Regions from separate parts of the Homo sapiens genome. Here regions 2 and 3 are each linked to region 1. Evidence: chromatin contacts called from ENCODE Hi-C or POLR2A ChIA-PET data. All regions are on one chromosome and are shown on one strand. Each heading gives the region's core, a stretch centred on a gene start or an enhancer-like site at or near the end of the contact. The rest is flanking DNA. Distances are from core to core; before and after follow the strand shown.

The links. Hi-C counts contacts between places; a loop is a spot of excess contacts on that map. ChIA-PET counts read pairs that join two places held with the same protein, here RNA polymerase II (POLR2A). Pooled maps may share reads with other maps.
Region 2: a map of naive thymus-derived CD4-positive, alpha-beta T cell shows a loop between it and region 1 (6-fold over the local background). The contact joins the enhancer-like site here to the promoter of LCP1 in region 1. A Hi-C loop is called at or near these places in 1 of 168 maps with a recorded cell type or tissue (naive thymus-derived CD4-positive, alpha-beta T cell) and 5 of 50 pooled maps. POLR2A ChIA-PET finds 5 or more read pairs at or near these places in 1 of 52 experiments (OCI-LY7).
Region 3: a map of naive thymus-derived CD4-positive, alpha-beta T cell shows a loop between it and region 1 (36-fold over the local background). The contact joins the promoter of FOXO1 here to the promoter of LCP1 in region 1. A Hi-C loop is called at or near these places in 1 of 168 maps with a recorded cell type or tissue (naive thymus-derived CD4-positive, alpha-beta T cell), 1 of 37 single-sample maps with no recorded cell type and 6 of 50 pooled maps.

Annotation. Positions count from the first base shown.
Region 1 is chr13:46,180,303-46,185,048 of GRCh38, forward strand. LCP1 (lymphocyte cytosolic protein 1) reads right to left here and starts at 1,875. Exons shown (of 16, transcript NM_002298.5): 1 at 1,809-1,875. RefSeq lists an enhancer at 1,538-1,967.
Region 2 is chr13:51,823,301-51,828,046 of GRCh38, forward strand. It overlaps TMEM272 (transmembrane protein 272), which reads right to left. Exons shown (of 5, transcript NM_001351003.2): 3 at 3,266-3,325. Among named protein-coding and RNA genes, the nearest start is that of TMEM272, 20 kb to the right of the region's middle. Within about 2 kb of position 1,996, at least 14 of the 41 ENCODE cell types and tissues checked have a DNase peak (open chromatin) inside an H3K27ac peak, as active enhancers do; they include OCI-LY7, where a contact is called at or near this core.
Region 3 is chr13:40,664,117-40,668,862 of GRCh38, forward strand. It overlaps FOXO1 (forkhead box O1), which reads right to left and starts at 2,525. Exons shown (of 3, transcript NM_002015.4): 1 at 1,467-2,525. The coding sequence starts at 2,096. RefSeq lists silencers at 264-343, 644-1,153, 1,674-1,723, 1,814-1,953, 2,184-2,713 and an enhancer at 3,364-3,413.

The DNA of each region.
Region 1 (4,746 bases), core at 625-3,124:
TATTGAGTGCTATTATTAATTTCCTGTCCTCTCCAAGTTAAATGGTACTTTAACAACAAGTAAATGAGACTTTACTTGTTGGTCTTCCCTTCCCCAAAGGGTTCAGAGATAGAATTATAAATGAAGTTAAAGCACTGAAATTGTTTCCCAAATTACCAATTGTTTCAAGGCATAATTTACAAAAGAGACAAAAATTTAAATGCTACAAAGAAAAGGGTCTCTGGGATTGCTAAGGAAATGTCCTCCTAGGCACAACTCCATCCCACCACAGCAGTGCTTGTTCAAAGGGCAAGACCTAGAAGATTTTTCCCCTGATGTTCCTGGGGGTGAGCTAGAATGAAGAGGAATATCTTTGTAACATATGGGGTTGATGCTTTAGCAATGTAAACTTAACTTTAAACAGGGGACCTTTATATTTTGAATTAACTTTCGCATAGTTCTTTTTTATTCCTTCGTAAATATAAGAAAAATACTGACATTCCTTCACATTCGAATTTATTTTATTCTCATTAATAGTTTTACTTAAAATAAGACACAACATATTTTTAGTCTGTTCTTTTACGGGGTTCAAGTCCCTCTTATCTCAGTTTCACATTTTTGCTTGTTTGAAACTATTCAGGTGAGATGTGCAAAGTAACATTGGTGGTCACATTTTGCAGTTTCCAGAAATTCACATTTATAGGTAAATGATTAATTCTATTCAAATTTGTCTACACAGACATTCTTTAAACAATTATACTTAATAGAAACCAAACTTATGACAAATGTATGTAAATTCAAAATCAAGATGTGTGTGGATAAGCCACCTTTATTTGCTTACTGATAGTTCTGACAGAGTAATTTTAGAAAACAAGTTGCTGTGTAAAAGAAAAGTTCGGTTTTGATAAACATCCTGATTAATGTTCGCATTTCCAGTCTGAATGGCTTTTATAGTTATCATTTGTCAATGGTTCTTAGTGTTATGTGATAGTGGTAATTAAGTAAAAGCTTATACTACAAAATCCAAAGTGTCTATGTTTGGGCAGTTTCTGAAATAAATATCCCATATCAACTGTGTAAAAATTTCTATTGTAGATAAAAGCCTTTCTCCCAGAATTTGAGTGAATATTCATTGATATGGTCATAAGCATAACAAATAATTCAGACAATCCTACAAAAACACTACAATTAAGCATTATACAAATTGCTTTTATTTTTAGAGAACAAATGGAAAAGAGAAAACCTCTAATTCCATGTGGTTATAAAGCACACCCATTAAAAACCCTTGGCGCCAAAAATCACTCAAATAACCAGTATCACATTCAGTAACATATGACTCTAGATAATTTATCCACTAAAGTACTGTAAAGAAGTTTTTTAGAAAAACAGAACCGCAGGAACTAAAATTAAACTACCCCCATTGGGCCAATAAGCCATACAATCTAAATTATCAATACGCGCTTTTCCTGAAAACATTTTAAAGAAGATAAAATCACAGTAAATAGCCTCCGTGAAATAGAGCAATAGAAATAAACCAGAACATGGTTTGGTTTTAAAAGGAAAAAGAAACCTTAATTTTGGGCAGGGGTGATAACTGCAGATAAGTTGAGAAGAACCCAGCCCAGAGAGCCGAGGTGCTCCATCTTGGATGGCCACGCGAGGTGGCGGCAGATGTCCTGGCCAGTTAGACAGTGGCAGGAATCACAGAGGTCTCAGGTGACATGCTCAGATCTCTGGTCCCCTGAAGGCAAAACCCACAATCCACAGAAACAGTGCCGAAGTGCATCACAAGCGCTTAAAACCAACAAAAACACATGAAGAACATTTACCTTGCAGGAAAAAAGCTGTCCTTGGTAGTACTGGTGTATGACCAGGAACCCCTTCTTTCTGATCTGCAGAACAGCTTTGTCAAGCCTGGGTGTGTGGTCACAAGGCAGGAAGTGACTAGAATGACAAATCATCAGCCAGGAAAGAAAAAGATTTTGTCTTTATAAGGACATTTTAACTTTTTTTTCATGTCCCCGCCCCACCAAAAATCACCTGACAGAACAGGTCACAGTGAAATTCAGACACCTCCTACCACTTCCTCTTTTTTTTTTTTTTTTTTGAGACAAGGTCCCGCTCTTTTGCCCACCTCTTTATAAGCATTTTTCTCTCTCCCTTTCTCCTCCAGCTGTCTTTGAGTAGTCCCTGGGCTACTTAAACCTTTCTGATTCTAGATAGCAAGGCAAGATCAGCCTGATAACTTGACTTCTTTGACTCTAGTTGCAAAAGCAAAGCCCAGATGCCTACCTACTTACAGCAAAGATCAACAAATTTTTCATTTTTAGTGAAAGAGCCAGGGAAAAAGGTGGCAGTACACCTGAAACAAATGAAAAGGGACTTCCTTGGGAAAGCCCCACCCCACCTGAAATCAAACCTCTCTGGAGTCCTCTAACAGTGATCTTATTGGTGCAAACAAAACAGAACGATCTCTTTAAGTGAAGGACATGAAAAGGAAGGTTACTAGATTATTTACTCATTCTTTTATTTATAGAACATCTATGTGCTAGGGATCTCTTTAACCCAATTAAGTATCTCAATTATTTAAGCGTTTCCTATAAAGAGCAGCAGTAGATTGCACAGGCAGCTGTTATATTTAAATGGGTAGCTTAATTCCTTCTTACAGGCAGGATTTTTTTTTGAATGCACATTTTATAAAATTAGCAGGTGGTGGCAGGGGAAGCTCTGTTCTGTACCCAAACCCCAGATGCTTGAGGGCAAATTCCTATCTTCAAATGGAGCATCCTCAAGTGCTCACAACAGTTGTGAAGACTGTGGCACCCTGAGTTATGTTGACTAAATATTAGACATGTCTCCACATTGCCCGGAGACTGTGTGTGACTCCAGTAGTCAATCTGCCGTTTAGGAATGAGGGTATGTGGCTGTACTCCCAGGTCAGATGCTGCGCTGAAGATATCTGCTCCAGAGTTGACATGCGTCCGTGTCCGCTGGGCCACGGGCCTCTCAGGTGGTCACGGTATTCTGACTGGTTGGAGGGCTGCCCTTATACTTCTTTTGCTTTTTTGATTTCTCCTCTAGAAAGTTCCTGTTTCTGACCTTAAATGTTAAACCAAACTGTTCTGGTTTATCTACTTCATTAGCCAGTGGTGTGGTGACTTCATCAGAAGCCCACAGGGGCTATCTTGAGGAACTGGGTGGGCGGAAGAACAGGACGAGACGGTGGGGATTCTAGAAACGGTTCACCTCACAGAGAGCTATCAGCCCTCTTGTGATTTCCCAGGGAAGACTGAGGGGGTGATGGGACTCTGTTTTCTCCATCGCATAATCACTCCCAATTAATAAGTTGCAGAGAGCTTTCAAGAAGCACCTACATTCTTTCAGGACACCAGAGGAACATCCATGCATCACTGTTACAGCACTGCTCACGCTACAAAGCAGCAAAATGCTGTCTTCATTCGGGGCCCTGCAGCAGGACTCTGTAGATAATGTCCTGCTGGTGTTACAGATACAAGGGGTTGTAACTGTGGACCTCCCTGATCTGGTTCCACATCCTGGTGGCTTCAGGATGGCATAAAGGCCCAACAGTAACACTTCATGAAGGGGAACAGATATTTATTCCTTTACCTTGGAGAAGGAAAGCACAGTGTTCTGTATCTAGTGGTGCCTGGTCATCTGAGGCCGGAGGAATCTATGAAGAAGAGCAAAATATATTTGTGCATTGGTTCAGCAAGTGTTTGCATGCCTGTCTGAATTGGTGATTCAGAAATAAATAAGACACAATCGCTGTTCTCAAGGAGTATAGTCTAGTGGGGAAAAAACATGTAAGTAAATAAATGCCATCTATAATAGAGGGGTGAAAAAGGCAGTGTGATATCAAAGCAGTTGCAGATTTGAGCAGAGGTGATGTTTGTTAAGTGAAGAAAAAGATTTAGGATTCCAGGCAACGTCGAGGTTGTAGAAGATGAAAGGCATTGACCTGGGTACTGCTTACAGCCACCCAGTTAATAGAGTCGTCTTCTACCCTAGCATCCACGGCAGGCACCCACACCCCCTCAGCCACATCCTGGCCGGCACCATTGCAAGCCCTGCCCTACTCCCTCAATCTTAATCTCTTTATCTGCCTCTCATTGGTGTAAGTCTACCCAGTTTCAGGCAATTGTTTAGGTCCTAGACCAAGACTTTTTCAGAGAAGTGTATTTTTTTGCTGTTGGTGTTTTAAATTGCTTGTGCAGCATAGTACTAGTAAACAGAAGACTGACTTTTGGTTTTCTTACGTTTTTATGTTCTGTACAGACAGTGCGCCCCCTTATGGCCTGAAGCCGGAGTGGACCTTTCTCAGCCCACCCTCTATGAGCCTCCACTGCCACCTGTTCCTGGCCTGGGTTTTGCCTTCCTCTAAGCCCTACCACCCTCTCAGACTTCATCCCACCCTCTCCTGCCCTGAAGCCTCTGGCCTCAGTCCCAGATATCAGATCACCTGCTACTCTCAGGCCTCTAAATATTGCTGAGGAAAGTCACAGAAACACAAACTTGGAATGCTAAAAAGTCAAGATGCTTGACTTCAAATTACTTTCAGAAATACTTCTATTCAATTTTACTAAGTCTTGAGAACAGGCATTCTCAACCTGGAGTCCATAGACCCCTAAAACTAAATGCACAATTTTGTGTGTATGTACTTTTTTTCTGGGAGAAGGGTCCATTGTATTAGTAAAGAGATCACAGACCCCAAAAAGTTGGGTATTTATTCTAAACTCTCTCCTCTTG
Region 2 (4,746 bases), core at 746-3,245, 5.6 Mb after region 1:
ACTCCTGGGCTCAAGTGATCCTCCTGCCTGGGCCTCCCAAAGCGTGGGATTACAGGCCTGAGCCACTGTGCCCAGCCCAGGCCAAAGCATTTAAAAACTGATACATGATTCGTTGTTTGCTTCCTCTGCTTTGACCACCTGGAAACCATGGGTGGAGATGGATTGTTCTCAAGATTGAAGCAGACTGGACTATTATGTCATCACATTGCCTGAGAAGTCCCCATGCCCCCTGAGCCATGATGGAATTTGCGTAAGCAAGAAATAAACTCTTACAGTGTTAAGCCACTGGGATTCCAGGGTTAATTTGTGGCTGTAGCACAGTTAAGTTACCCTGACTAACACATCTGTCAACAGAGTCCAAGAAAGGGAATTCTTACTGTAGAACCAAAGCCTCCTGTTTAAATGACATTTAGACTTTTAGCTTTGATTTGGAATTTTATTCCCTATAAATGCCTTGATACTTAAGCAGAGGGAGTAAACTGTTTTTCTATGACTACACCATATTCCATTGAAATGAACAAAATTTTCTAGGTATACAGAGAGCCATAAATTCAGGGCCCAAAACAGAGTTTAGTCAAATATACACGTTGATCCAATCATCAACCTATGGAGGCTTGTCTTTTAGTTATCTCTGATGTTTAGGTGAATTTGTTATTAAATGGAAATACTTTCCAAGTCTCAACACAGCCTTTTCACACAAAGACCTTTAAGTACTTGGTGCCAAATTTGTTGGACATGGACTGCCTTTCAATTCAAAAGCCAGCTGTGAAATGAACATTGAGTAATGGCTTAGATATCTGCTCATTCCCAATGAATAAAAACAGCTGCTGTTCACAGGAGAGTCAATCAGTGCACAGATGGCTTAAAACGATCCTAATAAATTTAATAAAAGCCATCTTTCCCCCTGTGTTCTCATGTACTTCTTAGGACCTACCTTAACTCTAGATTTTCTTTCTTGTCTGATCTGCAGTATCACGATTATTCTTTTTGGTTTTAGATCTCTCCCTAGTTCAGTTGATAACAACTACCAAATGTAGTGATTTTTAAAATATTTGTTATTGTGATAAAATATCTCAACAAAAATTGCCATTTTAACCATATTTAAGTGTACAATTCATCGGCATAATTACATGCATCATCTTGTGCAACCATCACCACTATCTATTTCCAAAATGTTTTCATCACCCCAAACACAAACTCTATAACCAATATTGCTCTAGAAGCAATAACACCTCCAAAACCCTCTTTCCGCAGTGGATGTGGTGATTTTAATATAATATCCATGGGAATTGGCTTGTGGGGTCTTGTCTCTTTTATGCAGCCTTATTGGTGGATGAATTGTTGCAGTTAAGTTCATTTGAAAGATAACTGGCTGGGCGCGGTGGCTCATGCCTGTCATCCCAGCGCTTTGGGAGGCCGAGGCGGGCAGATCACTTGAGGTCAGGAGTTCAAGACCAGCCTGGCCAACGTGGTGAAACCCTGTCTCTACTAAAAATATATAAATTAGCCAGGCATGGTGGTGGGCGCCTGTAATCCCAGCTACTAAGGAGGCTGAGGCACAAGAATCACTTGAGCCGGGTAGGCAGAGGGTGCGGTGAGCCGAGATCGCTCCACTGCACTCCGGCCTGGGCGACAGAGTGAGACCCTGTCTCAAAAGAAAGCAAAAAGAAAGGTAACTAACCACAGGGTCCAAAGGCTAGGGTTCTCTTACCTTACAGATTTTGCATAGAATGCCCTCTGGAGAGTACCCCCGACTTCATAAGCAGGGCATGCCTAACATCTTGTGAACTCTTCTTGGAAGAACAGAGCCATATAATAAGTGTTAATTTTTGAATTGCACTGTAATAATCACAGCACCAGGGCCTGCTGAAGTGATTGAATTGTTCACTCTTACACTAAATGGCCCCAGACTACTTGGCTGTTTCAGTTCTCTGCAAACCTTAAAATCTTATCTTCTTTTTTATTTCCTGTCAGGCTGTTAGCTTTCATGTCTTACAGATCTAAGGATACTGTTTTTGTTTCCATTTTTAGTATTGTGGCTTTAGCAGGGGTGGCAGGGTGAAACTTACATAACAAAAGAAACCATTCTAAAGTGAATAATTCAGTGGCATTTAGTGGATTCACAGTGTTGTGCAACTACCACCTCCATCTAGTTCGAAAACATTTTCATCACCTCAAAAGGAAGGCTCCTACCCATTAAGCAATTAGGGTACTGGGTGTTTCGTTGTTGCTGTTTTGCAACAACTCCTATGCTCTTTTACTTTCTGCTCCAATATGCTGTGAGCTTGGACCTAGAACACTGGGCCTGCTGAGCTGCTTCTTTTTTGTTTTTGTGTTTTTTTTTTTTTTTGGAGACAGGGTCTCAGTCCTGTTGCCCAGGCTGGAGGTATAGTGGCACGATCATCCCACCTCAGTCCCCCGAGTAGCTGGGACTACAGGCACACGCAACCACACCCAGCTAATTTTTAAGTCAAGACTTGCATTTTTTGGTAGAGACAAGGTCTCACTATGTTGCCCAGGCTAGTCTCAAACTCCTGGGCTCAAGCAATCGGCCCGCCTCAGCCCCACTAACTGCTGGGATTACAGGCGTGAGCCACCATGCCCAGCCATGCTGGGCTTCTAGGTAAATAGGGGTAGCTAGGTCCTGTACACAGGGCTCCCATTAGCAATGTTCAGGAGCATGAGATTAATTTCACTGACACGTGATAACAATTTTTAGCTACTTAAGGAGCTTCCCCCATCCTGCCCCTCCCCTGACCTTCGCTAGACCTCACACTTCTGGATTATGAGGTTGTTTAATATACGTGATTTATGGAAATATTTACTCATTCATTCAGCAAAAAAAAAAAAAAAAAAATGTATAGAGTGCCCATACATCACCTAACGCCAGGTGCATTTTTTGTATTGCTTGCAACCTGCTTCCACAAGGGAACATAGGAACTGGGAAGGGACTTTGGGAAACCTCTAGCCCAGTCACTTCCAAACTTGGGCTGGAGGGATCAGAATCATCTGGGGACAGATTTCTAAAAGAGAGTGTCTGTCCCCACCCAGATATACTGCACTGATATCTCCCAGGGCGGGGCCCAGGAATGTGTATTTTTTAAATCTTCACCAAGTCATTCTGAGATGGCACATAGGTGTCTGGGAATCATCGGGCTGGCCAGTTCTTCTTAAACACATATTTAATGTTTAAAGATTACATGCCTTGGGTCCATGCCCCAACCTGGCTGACCTGTGGCGTCCAGCAGCTCGGAAGGCAGCTTACCTATGAAGGTCATGGACAGCGGCAGAGCCAGGAAAGCACAGAGCACAACAACGAAGCAGGCTGCAAGGAGAAGAAGGGGCAGGCACTGGGTTAGAAACACACAGACCCCTGCATTTCCTCTTCACTGCAGTTTCTTAAGCATCCTGTGAAACCTGACTTTCTCTCCAGTGGCAAGTCAGCAGACAGGAGGAGAAGGTCGCAGCTCGCCTGGGGCTCCCACACAGTGGATGCAAGCCAAGACTTGCACTTCTCAGAGAGCTGAACATCTCTCGTGATCACTTTGCCGATGCCAAGGCCCAGATATCCTGCAGGACCTCTCCAAGTCTGACAGCTTATGGAAAAGGAGTTTATAAACTGCCACTGTGCCCGTGCCAGGATGCCAGAAGCTGCCGGCATCCACTGAGCCAGGCAGGATTCACCCTGTGCTTCCTGGGTGCCTGTACTCAGGGCAGATGGTTCTTCTCTTCCCTGGATAAAATTCACTGACAACTCACTTTATCACTGAAAGTATTTGCTTCACAAAATCTTCTTCCCTTTCCATTCACTTGGTTATATATTCCACAGCCCATGACATTAGATGGGCTCCTAAAACTTCTTGCTGACACACAGTATAATAGAGCTTTGAACTGGCTTGGGGTTTTTCTTTCTGTTAATGCCACCAATCCAACTTTTAGACATTGGGAAAGAACAGAGGAATGGGGGCTACACAGGCTTGGGTCCAAATCCTGGCCCTGTCACTCACTGGCCATGTGGCTTTGGGCAAATTCGTTGACATCCGGAAGCCGTTTTCCTCTTCTGTAAAAGGTGGTGACAGATGTATGCACAAGGACCTCAGGGTATGGCAACTTTTGTGATTAGGCAATTACTTCCCTGCTTTGCTTCTTGGTTTCCTCATCTGTTCTCCAGATCGGCAGATATATCTGCAGATATAGGTTTTGCTTGGCCAGCATTTTTTTTTGAAAGTGTGAATTTGAATGCCTCTTGGGTAGGCCTGCCCCCCAGTTCCCACTGTCAGAGTCTTGACAGCATCACACATCTGTGCTTTCTGCTGAGTCCTGTTGTCATGCTGAGAGCAGAGGATCTCTGAGTGAACCTCATGGTAGCTTCTGTAGCATCTACTCCTTCCTCTCTAGGTCATCACCTTAATTATTTTCGGGTACCCCCACCTCCCTACCTCCCCATTCTGCTGTGCCGTTTATGTGCTCTGGCAGAAGCTGATCCCACCCTGGCCATAGAAAAGGGCATGAAGTTTCACCCTCAATTAACCAGCAGAGCCCCACTTACCAGATACGTTATTAGTGGATGGGCTCATGACTTATATTGGGAGATTTACTGAGAGTCAGGAAAAAGCTTTCTCGCTCTGCTGACAGAACTTCCAGAAACAAGGTTTCTCCCTCCCTGGCCACTGGTGAGGAATTGAATTACTCTGGGGGTGGCTGGCAGCCTTCTTGCCATCATGAGGGGAAGCCAGCCTGCGAATG
Region 3 (4,746 bases), core at 1,275-3,774, 5.5 Mb before region 1:
ACAAAAATTAGCTCGACGTGGTGGCTCGTGCCTGTAATCCCAGCTACTCGGGAGGCTGAGACAGGAGAATCGCTTGAACCAGAGAGTCGGAGGTTGCAGTGAGCCGAGATCGCGCCACGGTACTCCAGCCTGGCGACAGAGCGAGACTCCGTCTCGGAGGAGGGGAGGGAGGTGTTTAGCTCAACTAGACAGCCTTTACAGCAATTCCGCCACCGGTGACAGTGAGAAACTGTCAGCTTGGGGAGGCCGCGCCACGACTGGACCCCGCCCCCGGGAAGCCTCCCCGGAGCCGAGGGCCCCCGGGCCTTCTCCTCGGAGTCGGGAAGTGCCTGCCCCCACGCTAAGTCTCTCCTGGCCACGCTCTGAAAGGCAAAAATGGCAAAAATCCTCCTTCAAGGCACCGCTCCCTCGACGCGCACCGCCACTCCGACTCCCTCAAAACATTGGTCGCAAAGCCCCCCCGCCTGGTCCTCCATGCTCAAGAATAGGGTGGCAAGGCAGGAAAAGACTCACACATCCCAGCCCCCGGCCCCTCAGGGCAGCCTCTGTGTTTCTAACTAAAAGCCTCCTACCAGGGGCAAGACCAAGTTCGGGCGCTTCCCCGCATGGAGAAACGCTGGCCCCACGGCGCCCGGCCCCGACGCGCTGGCCCTTTAAAGGCGCGGGCTTCCTGCGCCCGGGGCCCCTCCCACGCCACCGCCACCGCCACCGCCACCGCCCGCGCCCGCCCCCGCCGAGGGTCACACTTGAACTTTAGCTCGCCCCGCGCGGCCAGGCGCCGGCGCTCCGCAGGCGGTGGCCGCCCCTTCGCACGTGTCGGAGGCACCACCTCGGGCTCGGGACGCCGGGCCCCCGGCACTCGAGGCCACTCCGGAGAAAACCAAAACAAAGCAAAATGCGCACCGCCTCCAGAAACTGCCCGGCAGGCCCTGCACCGTCCCCGGCCGGTCGCGCCCTGCCTGTCCCCTCCACCTGCAGCCCGGTCCCGGGGCAGCGAGGCTCCGGGGCCCCTCGCCGCGCCCTCCCCCGCCGCGCCCGGCGGAAACAGCTCCGCGGCGCGGCCGGAGAGAACCCGCCCTCCCCCCGCGGAGGTCCGGGAGGGAAGGGGCAGCCGAAGCAGTCGGCGCGGGCCGGGGGTTGCCGCTCCCAGCGAACCCCTTTCTCCTTTCACTGGCAAACTTTTCGGCCTCGCTCTGACGTCCACTTCTTGGCGCACTTTCTTTACTTAGTTCCCCAACGAGCCCCTTACCGCGTCCCACGCGAACTCCTGACTGGCGCGCACGCACACCTACTGCCGTCCCCGACCGGACCCGGGCGAGGCCACCGCGACCACCGCTTCTCGCCCGCCCTCCTGGGAACGCGCTGCCCTCCTGCTCCGCACCTTCAGGCCGAGCAAACCTGCACAGCTGCGCCCTCGCCTGACCCACCGCGCCCCCAAGGTCCGGCCGCGCGCCGAGTCCACTCACCTTCCAGCCCGCCGAGCTGTTGCTGTCACCCTTATCCTTGAAGTAGGGCACGCTCTTGACCATCCACTCGTAGATCTGCGACAGCGTGAGCCGCTTCTCCGCCGAGCTCTCGATGGCCTTGGTGATGAGGTCGGCGTAGGACAGGTTGCCCCACGCGTTGCGGCGGGACGAGCTGCTCTTGCGCGGCTGCCCCGCGAGCGGCCCAGCGGCGGCGGGGGGCACCGGCGGGTGCTGCGACAGCGGCCCGGGCGGCGGGGGCTGCGGTGGCGCTGGGTGCAGGCAGCCCGCCTCCGGGCCCTGGAAGTCCCCGCACAGCCCCCCGGTGGCGGCCGCGGCGGCCGCCGCCGCCACCGCCGCCGCCACGGAGCCGGGCGCCTGCGGGAAGTCCTCGCTCTCCTCCAGCAAGCTCAGGTTGCTCATGAAGTCGGCGCTGACAGCGGCAGCCGAGGCCGAGGGCAGGCCCGCCGCGGCGTCGGGGTTGGCAGCCGCGCTGCCCGACGGCGCCGGGCTGGAGGTGGCCGAGTTGGACTGGCTAAACTCCGGCCTGGGCAGCGGCCAGGTGCACGAGCGCGGCCGGGGCAGCGGCTCGAAGTCCGGGTCGATCTCCACCACCTGAGGCGCCTCGGCCATGGTGACCCCCGCCCCTCCCCCAGCCGCAGGAGAGCCAAGAGGGGGAGAACGCAGCACTGGGGGCGGACGGGGAGGGGGCGCGAAGGGACGGTCCGAGATTTGGGGGAACGAAGCCGGTGCGGCGAGCGGACGGAAACTGGGAGGAAGGCGCGGCGGAGTGGAAGCGCGAGCCCAGAACTTAACTTCGCGGGGCCATCCACATCGAGGCTCCTCGGGGTCCGCCGCACGGACTGGACGGCCGGCCAGAGCCGCCGGGCCGGGGCAGAGCCTGCGCCGCGCTCCAGCTGACAGGGCCGCGGACGGAAGGACGGACGGACGCCGCGGGCCGCTTGCTCTCCCCAGCGGCGCGCCCGCTGCGCTGCTGCCTGTTGAATGTGGCGGCTGCGGCAGCGGCTGCTGCGACTACCAGGCCGCCCGACTTACGGGATCTGCCGCCGCCCCCCGCCCGCGGCGGCGCGCGCGCCGGCCCGCCCCTGACCGACAGCCCGCGCGGCCAATGGGCATGCGGCACCGCCGCCCGGGCAGCCAGTGGGCGCCGGGCTGGGTGGGGCCCGGTTTTCCACGGGGAGGCGGCGGTGGGCTGGTGGGGGGTAGTGGGGTGTTTTTCTCTTTCACACACTCACCTCCTTTTTTTTTTTTTGGATCTCTATTATTTTCTGGTAATTCTCGAGTGTTTCTGTGATTCTCTCGCCTTCTCAGTGTTTTGATTGCTAGGAAGCAAACCAGCGTGGAGGCGCCGGCGACACTTTGTTTACTACGGAGCAGCAGAGCCGAGTACTCGGGAAGCCCGGGTGGGAGGAGGCGCTCGCTGCTCCCTGACCTCCGCTGCGGGCCGAGCCCGGCGGGCTGGCAGGGCAGGGGGCCGAGGGCCGGGGGCGCGGGGTGGGCGGGCGGAGGCGGCCGCGAGGAATTCTACTCAATCGCTCCCTCCTGGCTCCACCCACGATGTCTTTGCTGAACGACGTGGGGAATCGGTGGGTTTTGTTTTGGTTTAATGTTTTCTTTCGCTGCGATCTGTCAAGTCCTCCGGCCCCCTCGCGAGCGGCACACGCCCCCCACCCCCGGCGCCGCGGCTCCTGCAGTCGAGTCCGCGCCGAGGGACCCTTCTCCGTGCCCACCGGTCCGCACCCCCGGGCTCAGCCTGTGCCATTCGGTCTAGCCAGAGGCGCGTCACCCAGCCGGCAGCCCCCAGCCGGATTCACTGTATTCTTGACCTTTTTTAAAATGCTAGAAATGAGGAACAGGGGCTCCGGCGCGGGGAGGAGATTATCTGGCCTCCCTGAACACACGAATCCAAAGGCACCCGCGACCGCATGCCCTCCGTGGGAACCTCTTCCCCTGGGCGGGAATCTCCCGCTCCGTCCACTAAGTCCAGGGCCGGCAGCGAAGGGCTCAGGAGCGCAGTTAGAGAGAACCAGGTCATTTTATTACTTATCCCTAATTAAATTTAGCTGTTTGTTACTTCTTTTTTATTTGCAACGGAAGTGATCGGGTGTTAAGTAAAAACGCAAGGGGGGCGGGAGATAGGACCAAAGCCTTGGGGCGCAGCCTGCCCCACCCCCAAATTCCTTGAGGCTACTTGCTGTGTGTGTCAGTCAACCCCCCACCCACACCCCACCTTTCCTCATCTGGGCTGCAGGTCCAGGACATCCTGTCAAGGATCAGTGGGGCCAAAGGTGGGAAGATAATGGCCCTTGTGTCTCAAGCAGAAGAAACAGTTTTCCAGTTTTGTTTTGTTATGCTTTTGCTTTTTTAGGAAGAATATGGAAGGCATTTCCTTTTAGAAAGATGGGACCACTTAGGATGGAAGATGGACAGTAGGGTTTTAAATATCTTGTCCAAAAGGACAGCTTCCAACTCTTGTTTTTTAATCCCTTTCTTTCTTACAAGTAATTCTGCAATGGAAAAAGTGGCATCTAGAGAAAATTAGTCAGTTGGACAAGAGGTTGTTGAAAAAATAAAAGAGAAAAGAGGGGAAAAAAGGAAAAATTAGGCCTCTTACAAAAGTTAAAAAGATTGAGAGAGATTATCTTTCTTCTTTTATATTCTCACTATCGTCTCTCTAGTCCGGGCTCCTGTTTCTTCATAATCTATTTATCACAACAGCTTCTTGCTGATACTAGGCATGGGTGGGGTGGGGAGCGTGAGCCGGATGGATTGGGGACGGGCGGGGACTGGTTCCCACCCTGGTCTTGTGGTCTCTTCACGTTTACTATCAAATTTGGACAGTCTGGGCCTCCTCTGACAGCCGCTAGGGGACCTCAGTAACTCAGATGATGAGCTCAAAGGCAGGCCCCCAAAGTACAGCTGTTGCTTCCCCCCACCTTTCCAATTACACTCTGCAGAAGCAGCCCCCGATCCAGACAGCCGCACCCTAAAAATAGGCGGTGCCCTACTGGATCATTCTTGGCAAAGGAAGCCAGCTTCAAATTTGGCCTTGCCTTCATTTCTATTCCGGTTTTTCAGGGCGTCAGAGAATATTTATTTGGTTAAAGGAGTCTTCCTACAGACTTTCCCCAAATCCTTGAAATCTTTGAGGCTCTCCTGCCCAATTGTTTCTTCAAATGTCATAGTTTACTTTTATTTGGTCTTTCTTTAAAAAAATTGACGAGGCAGGCACAGAGAACCTATAACACCAATGTCCCTGACA